Linked DNA regions of Homo sapiens: region 1 is linked to region 2. The links are chromatin contacts, found by Hi-C or POLR2A ChIA-PET in ENCODE. All regions are on one chromosome and are shown on one strand. Each heading gives the region's core, a stretch centred on a gene start or an enhancer-like site at or near the end of the contact. The rest is flanking DNA. Distances are from core to core; before and after follow the strand shown. Region 1 has its middle 38 kb from the start of ZBTB7C. Region 2 holds the start of CTIF (cap binding complex dependent translation initiation factor).

Region 1 (4,176 bases), core at 202-2,701, 92 kb before region 2:
ACAACATGGGATGGGTCATCCTGAGATTCTAGGGATCCTACTATTATTCGTCACTTACACCTGATTGTGAATAAATTCACTGAAATCTTTGCAGGGAACAAGTTTATACAGGTGTAGCTTAAGGAAACGAAAGGGAAAAGAGTCACAAGACAAGTAGGTTAAGAGATAAGGGACTGAAGTTTATGCTTTAAATGTGTGGATTATATCTCAATAAAATGTTCTTTTTTTAATGTTTAAAGAGAGAGAGAGAGAGAATGAAGCTGATCTAAGATGTCCAGACCCTCCCAGGCTGTGCTAGGGTACAGGTACTCTAGCACTGCAGCTGGGTATCAAGAACTGGAAGGACTTGTGCAGGACCCTTGGCTTCTCAGCAAGGCTGTCCCCACGAAGCAGATTTCACATACCCATAGCACACCCAAGGCATGGCTAGCATCCCTTGGGGGCTCTGCTGGCCCCACCATCACCACAGTGAAGCAAGGAGGAGCTCTCCTGCCAGCCACATCCCAAGGCTGCTATTGTGTCCTCCTCCAGCAGGGGTCAGCAGACTGTTTCTGTAAAGGGCCAGAGAGCAAACATTCAGTGTAGGTGGGGCAATATGGTCTCTGTTGCAACTGCTTAACCCTGCTGCTGTAGCACAAAAGCAGACATAGATAGTAAGTAAATGAATGTGCATAGCTGTGTTCCAATAAAACTTTACTTACAAAAACAGGCAACGGACCAGATTTGGCTTAGGTATATAGTTTGCTGACCGCCGTCCTAAAATCATGGACCTGCCTAGTTGGAAATAATCCCAGGCCACAGAACAGGAAGGTTTTCTCTACTTGGAATCCACAAAAGCATCATGTTTCTTGTCTTCCAGGCTTTGCTGGAGAAATGGAACCAAATGTTCTATATATGTTTGACATACATTAAAGTTCAACTGGGAACAGAGATTCACAGGATATGGTTCCTGCTCTTCAGGTCCCCATGTAAATAAGGAGGTAATTCTCATTCAGTGTGATAAACACATGGGAGATGTGGGTACATATGTGTATGTTTGGGCTAAAACCACCACTAGCCAATGTCGCCAGGGTTTGGATAATTAACTTTGGGGGCCTGGGTCAGTTGACCCTCATGGTGGTTAATAAAGTAGTATCTGTAGTCACTTCTAGCTGTGGTCTTTACACATCTACAGAGGACTTGCCTTTTTCTTTTTTCTTTTTAAATTATTTTTTCAAAATTAAAAAAAAAAAAAAACTTTAAATAGAGACAGGATCTCCCTATGTTGCCCAGGCTGGTCTTGAACTCCTGGGCTCAAGGGATCCTCCTGCCTCAGCCTCCCAAAGTGCTAGCATTACAGGCGTGAGCCACCATGCCCAGTCACCTTTTTCAAATTAATCTTGGAAACAAAAACATAATCCCAGTTTGACACTGAGACAGAGCCCACAGGTATTGTTTTGGTGCATAGGCCACAGAACCGGAGAGTTGTCACAGCCATTGCATGGGAAGGCCACGGGCTGGGTGTGGCTCCAGATCCACGTTCTCGCGTCCTGGGCCTGCTCAGTGTGTTTCGGCTCCTGTGTATGCTTTTCTCTCTGCAGTGCCACGACATCCGACCCCGGCCTTCTCAGAGGACGCTAACCCGCCTGCCCGCCCGAGACTGCCAGCCCTGTCTGTGGGTGCCCTCTGGTGGCCTGTCGGCTGGAGAGCCTCGGCGCCTGTTAAGGCAATCAGTCAGGGAGAAGGAGGAAGCGTGAGACTGAGTTGCAGACATTTCCACCAGCTCCTCCTTTGCCAACACAAACCCAAGCCTCCCCCTAGGGATTTTGGAGTGCATTCAGAGCTTGGGGAAAGAATCATTTTCATTCCTAATTCGATACCCTTCATTTTTTCAACCGGGATGGTTCACATGATCAAACCGCACAAGAGGCCGCCGCTCTGTGTTCTGCTTATGGCCGAGAGGGCACGGCGGCTCCCCAGGGCACTCAAGATCTGAGGGATCTGGGGGCGCAACAAGTTAAGAAGCAGCTTTGAATATCTTCCTGGGGAGGCAATTCTTGCGTCTAATTTTCCGCTGCGCTTCTTGTTCCTTCGATGTCTACTGCAGTGGGGGTCTCAGTGGGAATGGACTAAGGATGCAGGAAAAGTATGGGGGTCTGAGTACAGGCAGGTACAGAGCTGACTCGGCTCCGCAAACACCGTAGAAACTAGTCCCGGTTCTCCCACCCATCTATTCACATGGCTGGAGGACTTAGCAAGGCCCTGGAGCACACTGGTTGACTCCACGGACTCCTGATCCAGGCTGCCTGGGTTCCAATCCCGGCTCTACCACTTTCTAGCCATGTAACCTCAGACAAGTTCCTTAACCCCTTTGTGCCTTGGGGTCCTTGTCTGTAAAATGAGAGTCATAATATTGCCTACCTCCAGGGTTGTTTTGAAAGATAAGTGGGTTGGTATCTGAGAAAATGCCCAGTAAATGTCTCCTGTTGTTATTCAGGAGAAAGCTCATAGTAACGAGGATAGGAATCTGAAGACCTCAGTTTCCATCCCAGAGCCACCTTATCCAGTTATGTGTGTTCCGGGAAGGGTGACCTCACTTCTCTGTGCTTAGAGCCTTCTATTCCAAGATAAGGATGAGGACTAACTCCTTCCTCTAAACTCCTCCATGGCTCTCCATTGACCTCATGATGAAGGCCCAGCTCCCTCATCTGGCCTCTAACACTCTTCATGCTCCAGCCCCTGCCCTTCTCTCAAGTCTCATTTCATGCAGCACCCAAGGTGATGATGGCTGATGAGTGATATTGTAAAGCACCCATCAGATCATGTCTCTCCTCTGCTCAGAGCCTTCCAATGGCTTCCCATGCCACTGAGAGTAAAATCCAAGGTGTTCTGCACAGGTTGCCAGGTCCTACAGCCTGACCTCAGCTCCCACCACTCCCACCCCCCACGCCACACCACCCACCCCCACACACACACCTCTGTGGCTGCTCCCAGCTCCCTCTTCCAGGATGCCAGCCCTCTCTTGCCTTGGGGCCTGATATGGTTTGGCTCTGTGTCCCCATCCAAACCTCACCTCGAACTGTAATCCCCACATGTCAGGGGAGGGGCCTGGTGAGAGGTGATTGGATTATAGAGGCCGACTTCCCCCTTGCCAATCTGGTGATAGTGAGGGAGTTCTCAGAAGAAGTGGTTGTTTGAAAGTGTGGCACTTCCCTCTTCGCTCTCTCTCCTGCTTTGCCATCGTAAGACATACTTGCTTCCCCTCCTCCTTCCACCATGACTGTAAGTTTCCTGAGGCCTCCCAGTCATGCTTCCTGTACAGCCTGTAGAACTATGTGTCAATTAAACCTTTTCCTAAACTACCTAGTCTCAGGTGGTTCTTTACAGCAGTGTGAGAACGGACTAATATAGGGCCTTTGCCTTTGCTGTTCCCTTGGCCGGGAGCACTTCCCTCAGAGCTGCCTGGTCAGCCTTGCCTCCTTCAGGCTTCTGCCCAAGGGTCTCATAATGAGAGGGGCCTTCCCTGACTTCCCCGCAGGTGACAGAACACTGCCCCATCGCTCTCTATCCCCTGGTCTGCTTTATGTTTCTCAGTGGCCTTGCCATCACTAACCCGTACGTGCAGATTTGACTTGGCTAACTGTCTGCCTCCCCGACGTGCGGTGTGAACAGGTGTTTTGTTTTGCTCCCTGCTGTGTCTCCAGCTCCTAGAACTCTGTTGGTCATGAAATAGGTGCTCAAAATCAGTGTGGATCTGTGAAGGATGCTGGCTTGCCTAACAGAGGAAATAGCTTTGGCAAGGAACATCCAGGAAAGACGTCTCTTAACCTAAAAACTGGAGGCACCATCTAAAAGACCTCCAGTAAGGGAGACAGCACTCCAGGCTCCCTACACCACCACTGCCCACCTTTCTACCTCCAGGCACCTGGGAATTGGCCCCAGGCAGGATGAAGTCACAACAGGCTGGGTGGCCAGCCTGAGTTCTCTCCCGCTGCAGGCAGGAGCACCTCTTTTCACTTTTTATTTCTACACCACATTACTTGAACACTTGGTGGCTTCCAAAATGAAGCCATATGGTTTGATGGCAGCTCTCTGGAGGGAAATGCCGCCCTTTAATTGTCCTCAGGACTATTCTGAAAATAGAGTCCTTTTTATTCAAAGCTTAATTCCGTTAATGTTCCCAATATAAATGAATAA
Region 2 (3,838 bases), core at 1-2,500:
AAAAAAAAAAAATTGGCCAGGTGTGGTGGCGGGCGCCTGAAGTCCCAGCTACTTGGGAGGCTGAGGCAGGAGAATGGCATGAACCAGGGAGGCAGAGCTTGCAGTGAGCCAAGATCACGCCACTGCACTCCAGCCAGGGCAACAAAGAGAGACTCAGTCTCCAAAAAAAAAAAAAAAGAAAAAAAAACTTAGAAATTCTTTGCTCAAGTATCACTTCCTCCAGGAAGTCTTCCTGACCCTCTCCCAGACCCCACCCACCCTCCATCCAGTTGGCTGCTCCAGGTTGTGTGGTGGGGGGAATTTCACAGCACTTTGTGTTAAGCGCTGACTTATCCCTTGTATAATACTTTCATTGACTGTAGTCCCTAATACTGGACTGAGCTCCTTGAGCGCAGAGACTGTGAGTCTTACCTGTTTTGGCATTCCTAGACACACCTGGTCTGTGGAAAGTGCTCACTAAATGTGAATATAAACTAATGAATAAATGGGTTTCTACAGCAGTTTATACTGCATCACACAGTTCCTCTAATGAATTTCTAGCCCCCTTCCCTGTTGGGGCATACAGTATTTTATTCAGTATTTCTCCTGAAGGCCTCTCTGTGCCAAGCTCAGTTTTAACCAAAACATTGGTGATCTGGTTAAGTCATTACTGAATTATCCACTACGTTGAATTCTCCCAACCACCCCGTCCCAGCCCTTAGCTTGGCCGAAGGAAAATTAATTGGTTGCAAAGTGCGTATCTAATTACAACAGCCAGCCCCCGACACAGAGATGCTCAAATGTTAATTATAACATATGCATCTCAATAACCGACGGTGGCATTTAGTGCAGCATTAATCACGCCACTTGGGCCCCCCAGTGCATACACAAAGCTCCTTTTCATCTGCCATTAGCACAGACTTTGCACTTTCGGCACGGACGTTCTCATCCTTAAAGCCTTTCGGACTCTAAAACCAACGTTTCCCTGTAAGCCTGGACTGCGCCTAAGCCCCCAGTTCTCCCACCGCAGAGGCCCCCACCCAGGGCTGCGCCAGCGCCGTGGGGTCGCTGGGCGGCGGGTTTTGGCGTCGCTAGACTGGGCTGTCTTGGCAGCTAAGGCGACATCCCGAGCGTCCTGGGGCCACCCTGCTCTCCAGGGCCCGCCATCCTGGAAAAGAAAGGCGAACTACATTACCCAGCAGGCCTCCAGCCGCCCTCTTTCCTTTCAAGTCTTTGCACGTGGCCGGAGGGGAGGGCGGGGCCTGAACGTCACTCTCCTACATTCTCTTTCCCTGTGTCAGATCAGGGATCATTTTTTTTCCTTCCTCTACTCCCTCCCCCCTACCCGCCCCTCCCTCCCTGTTTCCCTTCCCTCCCTCCCTCCCCTCTCTGCTGGGTCTGTGCGCTGGGGCGCCCGATCCCCTCCGCAGCTGGGACGCTCCGAACTCGAGGCAGGAGTCGGCTCTCCGGAGCCTCGTCCCTCCCTTCCCCTTCCCTGCCCCCTTCCCCCACCCCCGACTCGGGCTTGGCGCGGCGGCCAGAGGAACCCCGAGGTGAGCATCTCCTCGCCCGTCCTCCTCTTATAGTCATCTCAGCTTGCTGATCGATTCGGGGACCCGGGAGGAGGGCTGCGTGACGTGGGCGTGCTTATAGATAAATCCGGGAAAACCGCCCCAAACAATCAGCCCCCTTCCCCCCATCCCTGCTCCTGGGCCAGCGGGGTGTCCGCACCCATCTACCATCCCCTCCTCCCCCTCGGTGGGGAACTGCACTCCACAGTGTCGCCCCCTCCCTGGGTTTGTCCCATTCCCTGCCGGGTTCCCCGCCCCGCGGGGTGTCGTGGCCCTGGAGCTCCGGCGCCAAGGGGGGCTCTTGGGGGACGCACGGCTGGAGCCCGGCTCGCTTTGGAGCTGCGCGGTGTAGCCGCTGTCATGTGCCGGGTTCCGACCTGGGAGGAGGAAAAGAGCGAGCGCGATTCCTCTCCCTTTTGTTTTGAAGCCCGCATTTGCTGCATCGAGCAGTTGGTTTAGTATCAGCCAAACTTGCAGCTGTTCAGACCGCGCTCCGCCGAGGTAGGGAGCCCGTCTCGGGGTGGCGTTTGGGGGCCGGGGGCTGCGGCACTCGGGGCTGCGGGAGGGACCCCGAGAGTGTGTCGCCACGCCGCCCCTCCCTTCCCCGGTGACTGATTGTGTCTGTGGCAGCGGGCGTGTGTGAGTGTGCGCGCCCGTCCCCGCGGGCTCGGGGATGTCTGTGGATGGCTGTCGTCTAGACAGGGCGCAGCCCCCTCCCTGCGTCCCCGGTGAGCCCGCGGGCCGCGGGGGGAGCGGGGGATGGGAGCAGAGGAAGAAACCAAATCGGTGGACCCGTTGCGGTCTCCCCTTTGGTTATTCCCAACGGTTGTGGTTCTGTTGGCTTTTTTTATTATTCCTGTCGCTGCGGTGCAATCGGGCCTGGGGAATAGATACGCCCGGCGGAGAGGGGTTCACTTGACAGGCTCTGAAAAGCCACCTCTGGGTGGCGAGTGACCCGAGAGGCCGTGGGGTGGGCTCCGGCTCGGGTTCATCAGGACGACGAGCAGGTAACTGTCCCGGGCGCCGGTCATGGGGGAGGGCGGGCGGGGGGGCGATGGCTTGGGCTGCGGCGAAGGTCTGGGGCCTCGGAGGGCCGCGTGCCGGTGCCTGGATGTGGCCGGAGGGGGCGTCCGGGACACCGCGCGCCTGAGCCGAGTGTTTCTCTATTGATGGTAAAAGACAATCGGGAGGGGGGTGGTCCGAGCCCGTTATCTGGGCGGCGTTGGCTCTGTTTGGTTCCGCGGAGTTTTCAGGGTTGGGGCTGGGGGGTGTGAGCACCGCGGGGTGTGCGGCGTGTAGAGGGGAGGGCTGACTGGCGGCGCCGCGTGCGTCTCCACCCCGAGGAGTGAGGCGTCGCCTCCCCCGCCCGGCTGTTTGTGTGTACACACGGCTCCGGTGTGTGTGGGGGGCGGGGACCGCAGACCGCGGCGTAGTGGGGACAAGCGTGGGCCCCGATCCTCCGCGCGACCTGTCCCGCCAGCCCCCTCCTTGTCTAAGTCGGGGTCGTGTGTCCCCGCGCGCGCGCGCCCGAGTTACTTGGAGAGGGGACCGTGCGGCTGTGGGCCGGGGAAGACCGTAGGGTCGCGTGTGCTGGTCTTCGGTGCAGGAGTCCCAGGTCCGCTGTGCGGCCGGAGTCACACAGCCCCTCCCTCCGCGTCCGCGACGCCCCGTGACCCGGCAGACTGGGGGTCCACCCGGCGGCGCGGGGGGTTGGTTTGGCTGCGCCGCCCCCAGTCCACGCTGGGGTGACCCCGCACCGAGGCGTTCTATGGGTGTGCGTGCCCGCGCTCGCCGCCGCTGCCTTCGCAGACCGGGGAGAGAGTCAGCGACTGCCAACCGCAGCCCCGGCTCTTCAGTCTGGGGACAGTGGGAGCCCAAGCCCAGCGCGCCCCAGCCCGGCCCAGGCCGCCGCCCGCCCGGCGCTGTGTCTCTGCGGCCCGAGGATTATCCCCCAGTCCAGGGGCCCGCGCGACCAAGGAGGAAGCCGCTGGAGCCGCCGGCTCGGCCGCGGCTAGAGCCTCCGTAGGGCGAAAGTGACACAGCGCGAGAGAGCGCCGCCGCTGCTGGAGCCAGGGCCGAGAGGAAGGAGCCGCCCAGAGCGCAGGGAGGGGCCGCCGGCTGTCCGTTCCCAGTTCCTCCTGCCCAGGGCCCGATCTGGGCTGAAAACCTCAGGAATCCAGGCTCCTAGCAGGCTCGGGCTGCGCGAGGAGATGGCCTGGCTTTCAAGAAAACCCAATTATACGTGAACAGAATGCACCGAACAGACGCTAGAGGATGGCCAGGACACG

Evidence for each region. A loop is a pair of places that touch in the nucleus more often than their neighbours do. ChIA-PET counts read pairs that join two places held with the same protein, here RNA polymerase II (POLR2A). Pooled maps may share reads with other maps.
Region 1: a pooled map shows a loop between it and region 2 (4-fold over the local background). The contact joins the enhancer-like site here to the promoter of CTIF in region 2. A Hi-C loop is called at or near these places in 1 of 37 single-sample maps with no recorded cell type and 8 of 50 pooled maps. POLR2A ChIA-PET finds 5 or more read pairs at or near these places in 1 of 52 experiments (AG04450).

What each region holds. Positions count from the first base shown.
Region 1 is chr18:48,445,125-48,449,300 of GRCh38, forward strand. No RefSeq gene overlaps it. Among named protein-coding and RNA genes, the nearest start is that of ZBTB7C, 38 kb to the left of the region's middle. RefSeq lists an enhancer at 414-708. Within about 2 kb of position 1,452, at least 2 of the 41 ENCODE cell types and tissues checked have a DNase peak (open chromatin) inside an H3K27ac peak, as active enhancers do.
Region 2 is chr18:48,537,781-48,541,618 of GRCh38, forward strand. It overlaps CTIF (cap binding complex dependent translation initiation factor), which reads left to right and starts at 1,251. Exons shown (of 12, transcript NM_014772.3): 1 at 1,251-1,532. RefSeq lists silencers at 1,357-1,436, 1,937-2,296, 2,727-2,816, 3,137-3,616.